Regions from separate parts of the Mus musculus genome. Here region 2 is linked to region 1. A link is a contact called in ENCODE Hi-C data. All regions are on one chromosome and are shown on one strand. The core of a region is the stretch at or near the end of the contact, and the rest is flanking DNA. Distances in the headings are between cores, read along the strand shown.

The links. Hi-C counts contacts between places; a loop is a spot of excess contacts on that map.
Region 2: a map of CH12.LX shows a loop between it and region 1 (2.0-fold over the local background). The contact joins the promoter of 1700041B01Rik here to the enhancer-like site in region 1. A Hi-C loop is called at or near these places in 2 of 37 maps with a recorded cell type or tissue (CH12.LX and left cerebral cortex).

The regions. Positions count from the first base shown.
Region 1 is chr15:78,632,620-78,638,789 of GRCm38, forward strand. No RefSeq gene overlaps it. Among named protein-coding and RNA genes, the nearest start is that of Gm52187, 6.5 kb to the left of the region's middle. Within about 2 kb of position 2,291, at least 1 of the 3 ENCODE cell types and tissues checked has a DNase peak (open chromatin) inside an H3K27ac peak, as active enhancers do; it is left cerebral cortex, where a contact is called at or near this core.
Region 2 is chr15:78,668,415-78,674,584 of GRCm38, forward strand. It overlaps 1700041B01Rik (a long non-coding RNA gene), which reads left to right and starts at 2,224. Exons shown (of 4, transcript XR_003951540.1): 1 at 2,224-2,514; 2 at 2,793-2,920. It overlaps Elfn2 (leucine rich repeat and fibronectin type III, extracellular 2), which reads right to left. Exons shown (of 2, transcript NM_001358692.1): 2 at 1-6,170. The coding sequence starts at 5,931. The coding sequence ends at 3,460.

The DNA of each region.
Region 1 (6,170 bases), core at 1,041-3,540:
GCTCCTGTTAGCCCAGGGAGCACCAGGACTTGGATTGGTATTTCTGAACCTTCAGTCCCAGCAAAAGCGTGGACCAGACTTAGCTAAATATGTAAAAACTGAGAGCCAGATCGGGTGATGAATACCTGTAATGCAGCATCCAGGAGCTGAGGCAGAAAGATAGTTGTGATTTGGAAGCCAGCCTGGGCTACATAGTGCCATCCTGCCTCAAAAAAAGAGAGAGGAGGAGGAAAAGTAGAAGAAGAGGAGGAGGAGGAAGACGAGGGGGAGAGGAGGAGGAGGAGGAAGAGGAAGAAGGGGAAGTAGGAGTAGAAAGAGGAGGAGGAAGAGGAGGAGGAAAAGGAGGTGGAGGAAGAGGTGGGGGAGGGGAGGAGAGGAGGAGGAAGAGGAAGTAGAAGAGGAAGAAGAAGAAGGAGGAGGAGGAGGAGGAGGGGAGGGGAGGGGGAGAGGAAGAGGAAGAAGAGGAAGAGGAAGAGGAGGAGGAAAAGGAGAAGGAGGAAGAAGAGAAGAAGGAATGAATGAAATAGTCCAATGATCTCTGAAGCTCCTGTTACGAAGGCTTCGCGCTCTCAGTGAAATGGTCCAGATCTCCTCCCTGCTTCCTTGTTAAACCCCATTTGTATTTGTAGAGGCTCCCCAGCACTCCAAGAACCCAGGAGCAATGGAAGCAAGAACGAACTGCTCCATAGCCCCAAGGACCTCAGCAGAGTATGGGAATCTGGGACCTGAATGCCATGCTGGGTGGATCCTGCCAGCTGTCTTTCTGGGGATGGGCCTCACCTCCCAAAAGAAGATCAAAAGGCCTCCTTAGCTGCTGGGTTTAACCAGTTGAGGTTTGAAGTTCTGGGTCTGCAGTTGCAAACATGATTTGCAGTCTGGCCAGACTGAAGCTCAGACCAACACCCCAAGAGCACTGTCCCCAGCCCCAGCCCAGCCTCTCTGTCTTGCTCCTTCACCGGAACAGCTCCTGCAGCTAGCATGCGACTAAGGCTGCCGTGGGTAGAATGTCAATGAGGCCAGGCCTAAAGAGCCCATCTGGGGACCAGAGAAGAGGCAGAGGTTGAAAATGAAGAGGCTGAAGAGGCAGAAGGCAGGTCAGAGGGCAAGATTGGGACGAGAACCACACCGAATGATACAGGTTGGGATTAGGGCCAGGCTCACTGTAAAACTGCCTCCAAGGGCAAGGAAGGAAAGAGGGGCGCCCCAGAACAGAGCAGAGGGAGTTTTAGGGGTTGAAGAATCAGAGGGGATGCAAGAACATAAAAAGGAGAGGAGCTGCCATCAGTACCTGGGAGCCTTCCACACCAGCTAGAGGCTAGACATTCAGCAGGCCTGGGCAGAGGAAACCCTGAAAGCCCACATCCAGACCTGGACAGGAAGCAGGGCTGAGGACAGGGGTTGTTAAGAAAGCAGCTGTGGCCAGAAGGACTAGAAGCTGACAAATCAGATACCAGCCTGCTGTGCTTACTGGTCCCTTGACTATAGTGTGAGGGCAAACTCAGAGTCCTGCTGGTCACCTTCCCTGCACCCCACCTGATCCCCTCCTCTCTTACCCGACCATATTCTCAGCCAACCCACACTCTGATTCATCTGTCACTCTACGGGTCTCCCTCAGAGACCCATGCTACTGCTCCTCTGTCCTGGTGGGACTAACTGTGCTACTCCCCAGAGTGTCACCGTGCTAGCCTCTGGGCCTAGTGGCTAAGCTCCCAGGCTTGGGATGTGGCTGGGCCAGGTTCAGCTCCAGGCCCTCGGACTCCAGCTGCACATAGTAGGTGCTTCACACACACTAGGGCCCTCCTCCTGTTACATCATCGCATTTGCATGTGCCAGGTGTCAGTTAATGGCTCTTGAGCTGAGCTGAGGTGACCCCGTTGAGGAGGCATAGGTACCACGGCTGTGGTGGCCTCCCAGGCAGCCCAGCTTGGGAGAAAGCTCATTCTCCTTGAGTCTGCAGCTGGGGCAATCAATCGGTTGCCATGGAAACCAGCCACGAATCAGAGACAGGCACTTCTTGGCTAAGCCAGCGCCACCTACCCACCTACTCAGGCCTGGCTATGAATGTCCCTCACTTAGAACTGTTGGGGAAGGCACAAGAAGGGAAGGATGGGGGCTCTTGATAGAATTTCGATCATCAGCCTGCATCCCCCAGTCTCTTGAGACCCTCCCCCCAAAGACTAGGTGTTATCTTGGGGGAACTGAGCCTCCCAAGTAGTCCCCCTCTCATTAGATTTTACCAGGCTTACGCCTTACATTATAGCTGTGGCTCTCAACCAGTCGGAAGCAAGCCCTTTGGAGGCTGACCGATCCTTTCACGGGGTTGCCTGAGACCATCTGCATAGCAGATATTTACATGACGATTCATAACAGCAGTAACACTGCAGTTACGAAGTAGCAACAAAAATAATTTTATGGTTGAGGGTCACCACAACATGAGGAACTGTATTAAGGATCATATCGTTAGGAAGGTTGAGAACCACATGGCGTGATAGCCTTACCCTTTGGTGCTTAGAACACGGGCTGAAGGGAGAAGGTCCTGAGCCCATTGGGCAGAAGAGAAAGCAGAGGCACAGCCCCAGAGTCTGTGGCGATGTAGGTCTAAACCCTCTTTCTGAGCCTCATCTCTGAGTCTCTCTCTTCCACTGGATGAGAGATGCAAGCAGGGAAAGAGGAGAGACAGAGGAACTCTGCCTTCCCACCAGATCAGAACTTGAACCTAGCACTTCCTGTTCCCATTCATGACAGCCTTACCAAGGGCCATTAGCCAAGCCTGCGGGTCTGCTCCCTCCTGCCCACCCACGCAGCTGCAGCCTCTGGCTCCTGCAGTGCGGGCCGGACAGAGCTGGACAGAGCCCTGGCTCCGTGTCAGCCCAACCCAGCCCAGCCCGAGTTTCTCAGACTGTTAAATGGGGGTGATTGTGTCTGACTCCCAGATGAGTAATGAGAAGCCAACCCAAGGGCAGGGAAAACTTAGAACAATATCTGGTATGGTATACTATACTCCGTGGTTGTGAGGCCCTGACTCCCCGACTCAGAGCCCAAAACTCTTCCTGGGAGCTGACCCTCCCCCCAAGGCGCCCAGCTTGCTGTTACTAGTATTTGCAACCAGACAGGAACATAGGGAGTGGCAGGTCTCATCTAGAGATTCCCCAGCAGGACTCCTAGACACAGCTAGCTAGGGGTCCGATGCCACCCTAAGTCTATGTGGTTGTTGCCAATGCACTGCAGCAGCAGAGGTGACAGGAGGGACTTGAGTGGGTTCCAAGTGCTGAGGAAGGAAGGAAGGAAGGAAGGAAGGGAGGAAGGAAGGAAGGAAGGAAGGAAGGAAGGAAGGAAGGAAGGCAGGCAGGCTAGCCGGGCTCACAGAGAACTGCAGAGATGTCTTGCCACCCATGGGTTAGGCTGTTGCCTCTGGCCTAGAAGTCCTGCTCCCAGACTCCAGCTTTTTCTGAAGCATCCAGAATGTGTGGCCAGACAACCATCTGGCACAACAGCCCAAGCCCCCGTTCAGGAGAGCTCATGGGCCCATCCCGCCTTCCTCTCTCCCTCAGTGTGGACCTACTATGATCCAGGTACTGCCGGAGGTACATTTGCAGAGCACAGTGCAGCCACCCCCTGGGTTGTCCTCCTCTTAGATGTGAGGCTGGCACAGAGACTTGTGGGTTTCCCATGGCCACGTGGCTGGTAAGTAAGCTGCTGGGAAAGGGTTGGGACCAGGAGTGAGAGGCTTCAAAGCCAACCCCTAAGGGAGATGGTGGCCCGATTCCTCCTCACGGGCTCCCCCAGAACAAGATGGAGCAACAGGGCCCTGGCACCACCTCCCCACAAGCTGTTTCTCTCCTTCAGAAAACAAACGGATGCCCCGAATATATTTTCATCTTTAGGGGGGGGTGGCTGGCAAGGTAACAGGAAGCTGGTCTGTAATCAGCCTGGGGCCAGGTGCCCTCCCCAGCCAGGGCACTTTTCCACATTCTAGAATCTCTCGTGATTAAACACTAATTGCCGCCACGCTCTCAAATTGGAGACTTTAATTTTTCCCCCTCCCGAAACGAAAAGTACATTTCAATCAGTTCCTCTCCCAAACCATTCCTCCTCAGGAGCCAAGGTGGAACACAAGCCCCTGGAGACTGAGGAGGAGGCAGCTCAGCGAGCGCGCGCGCACACACACACACACACACACACACACACACACACACACACACACCCTTCCCCCACGCCTCCACCACTCCCCTGCCTACAGCAGGATCCCCTGGCTCTTGGGAGTGTGGGAGAAACATTTGAAAGACCAGGGAAGCTGTTTGAGATTGCCCTAGCATTCAGGACGTTGATGATGATGCAGGAGGATTGCCTTGAGTTCCAGACCAGCCTAGGCTACATAGCCAGAATCATTTCAGCCTCCAAGAGTAAAGATGGCTAAGGGACCCAGCAGAATGGAGGCTTGGTCCCAGGCCCTGCCAGAGGCCGAAACCGAACCCTGAGGCAGTAGCCAGCTGTCCCTGGGTCCAGGCTTCTCAGGTACAGCTTCTGGATGCGGAGGGTCCCTGGGGTGGGGGTGGGGAGTGCTGACTCACACTGTGTGTGAGGAGGGGTCAGGAGTGGGCAGGACACTGATAAGCAGTTAGGTTGTCTCGAGTGAGTATGGACTCAGAGAGGGTGATGGTACATCCCAAGGTCACATAGCAAATCAGAGGATCGGGCCGGATGGCGGCTAAGTCACTCCCTTTCTAGACATTTTCAGAGAAGCTGGTGATCAGAGAGAACCATCAGCTGCAATGGCTTGCGCTCTAGTCCAGCTATTCCAGAGGACGAGGCAGGAGGATCCCTGGAGCCAGGTGTTCAGAAATCCTCATTTTATATAGTGTGGGCACCAGGAAATGGAGAGGGAGCTGGGAATTCCTAGTGGTCTCTCCAAGGGTGCACTCGGGCTCCAGAATCTCCAGCCAGGCCGGATGGCCTGACATGTAACCAGCATCAACCACAGCAGCTACTGATTGGGCCCCTGCTGAGGCCAGCGACCTGGGCTGGGTGACCATTGCCATTGGCAGAGATTAGTCCCTCACAAACACTTCACCTCCAACCTAACCAGACTCTCCTGCTCCTGCCCAACTCACAGAGGGGAGGGGGAGGCTGAGGGGGAGGAGGAGGGATAGCCCTGCAGGGATCCAAATCTGCAGCGACTCTGCCAGACCATGTTCTAGGATTCAGGGTAGTGCGTCCAGAGCCCAGCACTCAAAAGCTGCAGCCTCAAGCTGCAGTGAAGCCAGGTTAGGAGTCACCTCCCAGAACCCAGTGGAACACAGCAGACAGAATTTTCACAGTACGCGTGAGTGTGCATGCGTGCATGTATGCATGTGTGTGTTACACCACCTCTCCAGTTCCATATCTTGATACTGCCTGCCCCACTATGCACCATTTTCCAGATGGCCCCTGCCAGCTCCAGTGGCCTGCAGCAGAACCTGATCAGGGACAGGGCAGGGCAGGGGTGTGCTCAGCCTGGAGCCCCACTCCCAAGCAGAGAGTAGATGAGAGCCCACCTGTCCTCTGTTGCCTTCCCACTCCCACCCTCACCCCCAGCCATCCCTTTTGTTTCTCCCTTGCCTCTTTCTGCTAAGCCATACCACAGGTGTTCTGTGATGGCTGGGCATCCTGCCACCAAGCTGTGTGACTCTAGACCAAGTGTTAACCTCTCTGGACTTTGATATTAACTAGATTCTGGTAGGAAACTGACATGGAGATCCCAATGATAGAAGGCCGCTGCTCTCTGAGTTAAAGGGGAGAGCATAAGGTTCTGCTTGCTTTCCCATGCCTGTGTTTGTTCTTCTCCGCAGACACCTTGGAGGGGAAGTCGTTGGCAAAGCAGGCTGTCTCCAGGGAGGGAGTCTGGTCCCTGGGGGAGGGGACGGGAGCCTCCGTATGGCACGCGCTTACCTTTTAAATATTGAATGCATAAGTGCACCGGTAATTCCAGCGAATAAACAAATAAAGCACAAACGTTTACAAAGTGAAACTTTAAAAATAACACCAGGAACAGGAGGCTAGGAGGAAGGAGCCAGGTAAAGGCGTCCTGCGAAAGAGACAGATACAGTGCATAAGCCCCTCACCACATTGTCTCTCATCCCCCCACCACACCTCTTCCTGCTTCCTGTATCCCACCCTGGGGTGCAGCATCT
Region 2 (6,170 bases), core at 974-3,473, 36 kb after region 1:
TTCAACTCCTTAAATTTTCTGGATTGTGAGCAAATGCGATTTCTAGTCGGGAACATGGAGGAGGGCCATGGGCCAGCCCCAGATGTCAGCACCATCAATAGCTGCCTCCCTCCGTGCACTGTCCAGGCCCTCCTAAGTGGGCTTTCCCTGCCTACCTCCCTAGACAGGCCCTTCAGCCCTGCATCGGTTTGTTTCAGAGCTTCCTGCTCTGTAGGAAGGAGTTGAAGGGCCATTGGTGACAGGGGACCTTTCCACAGACTCGAGAACCTGGTCCAGGCTCCCTGAACCTGCTAAGACTAAGCGGTTTCCCATCTGACTTAAGCTTATTTCGGGAAGGCCACACGCTCCCACAAACGGGACCTCACAGGCTGTTCTCTAACAGGTCAGGGAAGCCCAGTTGTCACCTCCTACCCACATGTCTCCCAGGTTGACTCCATTAAGGCCCTGGGATCCTCCCTGTGCCCCTAATCATGGCCTGTCCCACGACTCAGCCCAGAACTCAATGTCAGGGGGTTTCACTTGGCTCCAGGGTATAAGAATCCATTTGGCATTTTGTGACAATTGTACTTCTGCCCAGGGACAAGCCATTTTAGATAGTAGAAAGAACATCCCAGAGGGAAAACCTCTTAGGGCCTGCCCTAGAGGACGGCCAGATCAACTGGGGGACCTGCCCAATGGAGGTACCTATGTCTTAGATCATTGCTCTGTCTCAAAGGTCCCTGTGGCCTGGTCCCCATTGTTGAAATGGACCCTCTCTTTAAAGTTCCCCCTGAAGTGGCATCTGAGGTTTTATAAGTCACCTTCAACCAAGAATGATGGCCAAACAAGTAGGGACAGAGCCCACTCCACTGTGAGGAGTCTCCCTGGGCATGACACTCCCCTCCTGCAGGGCCCCACGCCTCTCTCCATGAAGCTCCAAGCTCCTAGCCTCCTGTACTCAGTGTGACAGTCCTCTCCATCTGTCCCATGTGGCTGGCCGGGTGCCTCTTTGGAGGGCCCCAGCTTCGTTTCCAGATGGAAACAGCCCGGTGTGGATCCTTCCACAGCCCCTCCCACAGGAACATGGCCTTGAGAACACTCTTCTAAGGCTGCTTTTCCCCGGTGGAGAGGAGGAAGAACAAGCAGAAGTGGTTCAGGACAGAGATGGTTAACAGGGAAGGAGTGTCTGTAAAGATGGAGGAAGGCAGGCAAACACTTGTGGGCCCAATGCCCAGAAAGATGGGAGGAGGGTCTGGGGCAGGGCTAGGTTGGCGGCACCTGTTTTGGTCTTCTGCAGAGCTGGCCCTCCCTGGGTTTCAAGAGCTGCTTGGATCACATGGAGGGAATGGGGGTGGGGAGGGGAGTCTGGACAAACTGGCACATACACGACAGATGTTTGCTCAGAAAAAATACAGTAAAATCGTCATGCAAAGATAACAGGGGTCTGCTTGCTCACGCCCCTAGCCTCTCGGCCTGCCTGCTATTCTCAGGGTGGTCAGTGGGTATAGGGTAGGGTGAGGGGTGGGGTTTGTGGCTAAGGGAGCTCTGTTCTCCACATCCAGGCTGGCCAGTCCCCTCCTCTCCCCAGAACAGTCTTTTTTTTTCTTTATTTTTTATTTTTATTTTTTGCAAATGTCACCCCTGAGTGAGCCCTGGGCTCAGCCCACCCCGAAGTCGATGTGATAGAGGTGTTCAGTCAAGTCTCCCCACCCCCGGTCCTTCCCCATACCCTACCCCCAAGGATAGCCCTAGCTTTCCTGGTCAGAGCCCTCACCGGTCAAGTGAGATGCCTCTCGCCCACCATCCTCCTCACTCAAGAGTCACAAATCTCTTATCTCATGTAAGCCAAAAAGAGCAGCAGGAATGAAGGAGTCTCAGGAAGTTGGGGTTGAGCTGAGAAGGCTCCTCCCTATCTCAATGGGAAGCTAAGGGGCACACAGGCAGGGGGCAGAACTGCCCAGTACAGCTGTCCCAATGCCCCACAGGCCCACTGCCCACTCAAAGGCAAAGGACAATGCCTTAGCCTAGTCTCGGGACTCCAGAGCTTGTCCCCAGAAGCTCTTGGCTCTCGAGAGAGCTGCCACCTGGCCAGGCTTCCTTTACCCCCCTCTGCTGCCACCCACACTGAGAGAACTCAGTGAGAGAGCCCAACGGTTGGTCAGTTAGTCGCTCTGGGCACCAACTGCCAGGCTCTGGGTTGCCATGGCAACGGACTAGCTAGGGAAGGGGAGGGGCCAGGAACCTGGCCCTGCACCCTGACCAGGGCAGTAGGAGGCACCTCACTGTTTGTGCTTTGATTGGTGTTGGGAGTGGGTCATAAAGAGGATGGTGGCCATTTCCATGGAAATATGGGAGTCCCTCTAAGCCAGGGGATAAGACAGGGTGGGGTGGGGCAGATGCCCTCCTGGGCAGGCCGAGATGCTGCACACAGCAGGAGCCAGACAAGTGGGGTGCAGGGTGCAGGGAGAGATCCCCACATTCTACATCATCTCCACACTGGCCCCAGGCCTTGTCATTCACTGTTGCCTCTCTGTGGTGGGTAGGAGTCCCGGAGACCCAGAGAAACTAGGGGCTGTGGCATGGGGGCCTACACCTGAGATACCAGTGGGGAGCAGGTCTACCCACCACCCCACACCCAGGCAGCTCCCCAGGGCTACTTGGAAGACACTTGAAGGGGGCTGGTGGCACCCTTTGCCTCTGCTTCTGTCTGGTTAGCAGGACATTGCTTACTCTTGGCCTCCCAGGGCTAGGGACCATAGCCTTTCACCTTGTAGATGCCCATGGACTTTCTAAAGAGCACCTGCCTGCTTCAGTCCCTAGACCCCTGAGACCACAACTTTGGAAGGAGTAGCAGATGAATGGGGGCGGAGCCCAGAGGAGCAGCTGGAGGCGGGGCCAGCACTGGGCCAGGAAGCTGGGAGACAGAGCTGTAACCTGTTGGGTGAGAGACCCCTAGGGCTTCTTTTCCTCTCTCTGGGCCATCCGTAGTGGGAGGAGAGGATGCCCAATGTCCACATGTTGCCACGTCTCCAAGGGAAATGTTCCCAAGCTTGGAGGATAGCCTCTCTGAACAAGAGGCCTGTGGTTGACCTCTACCCAAATCTCTTTTGCCACCAAAACCCGCCTGAGTCTCAGGCCCCCCACACCCTCTCTGGCCTCTTTCCCCAGCCCAGCAAGAAGTCCCTTGGGCAGCACAGTAGAGACAACTGGTGTCAGTAGCAGGTTGTAAACTTTAAGGAAAATGTTTGTTTTCCTGTCCGCTATTATTGGGTGTTGGTTACTTCACAGTCAGGTGGTGGTCAAGTGTGTGTGTGTGGGTGCGTGTGTGCGTGTGTGCGTGTGCGTCCACTCCTAGGCCCGGGCCCCTCGGCCCCAGGCTCCTTGGCCTGTCTCCCGTCTCCCGGCCACCCTGTTGGGGGGCCCTTCCCCCAAGTCCCCTTGCCCTCCTCCCCATCACCTCACCGGTGGGGGAGGAGAGGGTCACAGCTTCTGCTGGGCTGAGACCCCCTTCCAGTAATCAAGGATGTCATGCAGGTCCTCATCCTTCGCGAACTGGACCTTCTTACGCAGGGCGTGGCCGGCAGCCATGTATACCTCCTCGCGATGGTGTTTCTTGTAGGGCCGGAAGCGCTCCCAGATCTTATGTGTGCTCTCAGACGAGTACTCGGGGCTGGAGGAGTACCCTGAGTAGTAATGTCTGGGGGAGAGCTGCGAATAGGTGGAGTCTCGCTTAGAGCGGGTCAGTGGCTTGAGGAAGGACACACGCTGGCTCAGGCTGTCGGCGCCCTCCTCGTAGTAGAGAGCGGGGAAGCTGTGCCGGTGCTCGCTGCAGTGGTAGGCCGGCTTCACCTCCAGGTGGTGGATGCCACCACCCCCACCACTGCTCCCGCTGCTGCCCGTGGGCACCAGGGGAAGCCTGTCCAGCGGGCTGTTGAGGGGGCTGCCTTTCTCAATGTACTTGGAGTCGCTCTTAGCCAGTCCCGTGGGGGTCGGGTGGTCTGGCACATCCAGACTGAAGACCTTGGCGCTCTTGATGGAGCCACTGGACGACACGCTGCAGGTCTTACGGCTCACTGCGGCGTCGGCGCTCAGCTGGCGCTGCAGCGGGTGGTGGGAGCTCTCCTTGTAGGGGGGTGACAGGAAGCTGGGCCGCTCCAGCGCCCCGGGAGTGGCAGCCGAGGAGGCAGCAGGAGCCGCAGGGAGGGACTGGCACTCGAAGGCCAGATCGGAGTCCCCGCCGCCTCCACCGCCGCCGCCACCCCCAAGGAAAGAGGCTGAATCCAGCTTGAGGGCATCGATGCAATTGTTAATGATCTGGTTGACCTTGTCCACCTCCTTGGCAATGGTGGAGATCTCAGCCGCTGAGCCCTGGCCATTTTCGATTTCTGGAAGCTCCTCCTCAGGCCGGGCCAGGCTGTCTCCTGCAGCACCTGTGCGCACTTCAATATAGTTGCCTTTGGTAGCCACCTTGGGTGTGTCTAGCCCAGCCTCCAGACCCTTGGAGGCAGGCAGTTTCTCTCCGACCATGGAAGGAATAGAGGACATTCTGGCCACGGGCAGCACCGGTGGCTCGCCCAGCTTCTGTGCAGCGTGCACTATGGAACCGGCATCCACGTCAGCGCCATAGCGCATCTCTAAGATAGTCTTCTTAACATTGACGGACTTCTGCTTCTCCTCTTGCATGCGCCGCTTCCGCAGGCAGTAGTAGACAGCCCCCAGCACGATGACCATGCCAAACAGGCAGCCCAGGATAGTCATGATGTAGTGCGTGGTGGTGGAGGTGCTGGGGGCCAGATCCCCGGGCACGAGGTCCCGCGTGGTGAAGGTCAGGCAGGTGTGGTTGAAGCGGCGGCTGTTGCGCAGCGAGGTGACACAGAAGGTGTACTCAGTGTGCGCTCGCAGCTTGTCCAACGTCACAATCTCTTTCTTGTTCTTGAGTGTCATGACGTCAGAGAAGTAGCTATTGTTGTACTGGACCAGAACATACATCTTGCTGTAAGGGTGGGGGATGATGACAACCAGGGTGGCCGAGGTGAAGGTGACTTGGTGCAGCTTGATGGCCGGCCCAGCAGATGCATCTGTGGTGGAGGAGGCGGGCGGCTCCACCGAGAGGATCTCGTCAGGATTGAAGCCTGAGTTCTCGTCAGGCTCCCTCTGCGCATCCGTGGAATAGGGTGTGGGGTGACTCACAGGCCGGGCAGGCATTGAGCCGTTGCGGCACTTGGCCTGCAGGACAGTGATGGCATTGAGGCTGTGGTAAGGTCTGGGCACGAGCAGCGGGTAACCGGCAAACTCCCTCGGTGACTCACACTGCAGGCGATCATAGTTCTTGGTGACATTGTTGAAGACCACAAGCCAGGCTAGGAAGCCGAAGAGGTCACACTCACAGTTGAAGGGGTTGCCAGCCAGCTCGCACACCATCAGGCTGGCCAGGCTGGCGAAGGTCGCGCCGTCCAGGCGGCTGAGGCGGTTGGAGGAGAGGTCGATGCTGATGAGACTGGGGCACTCGGAGAAGGCGGTGGGCGTCACCACCTCGATGAGGTTGTGCTGGACGAAGAGGAACTGCAGGCGGCTCATACCTCGCAGCATGCCCTCAGTCAGGTTGCTGAGCCGGTTGTAGCCCAGCTGCAGGACCTGCAGGCTCGTCTGGCCCAGGAAGGCACCATCCTCGATGTAGGAAATCTCGTTCTTGGTGAGGTTGAGGTCCGTGAGGTTCCCGAAGCGGTTGAGGGAGGAATAGAGCACGGCCTTGAGCTTGTTTTCATTGAGCCGCAGGTCATGCACAGTGCTGTTGATGTGCTGAGGGATGGTCTCATATGGAGGCTGGTTCTGGCTGCAGATGGCCAGCCACACGTAGCCCTTGTCCCCCTCGATGAGCCAGCAGTCAGCGCGCACAGCCCCTGGCTGGCACACGCACAGCAGCGCTGCCGCACACAGCCCCAGGCGCAGCATGGCCCCAGGCTTTGGCCCCTTAGATGCCCAGCTGGGGTGAAGGGCCGGAGCACAGAGGGACCTAGCAGCCAGAGGCTGGGGCTGGGAGCACAGTCCTCCCCGGAGCCGTCACCATCTTGGGGGTGACCCCCAGCACAGGGGCCTTGGGCAGGATGGACACAGCTGGCGCCTGATGCTCTAAAGGACGATGAGCAGGCAGTGGGCGTTGTTGTGACTCCAGGTTCCGGTTGGAAAGGTAT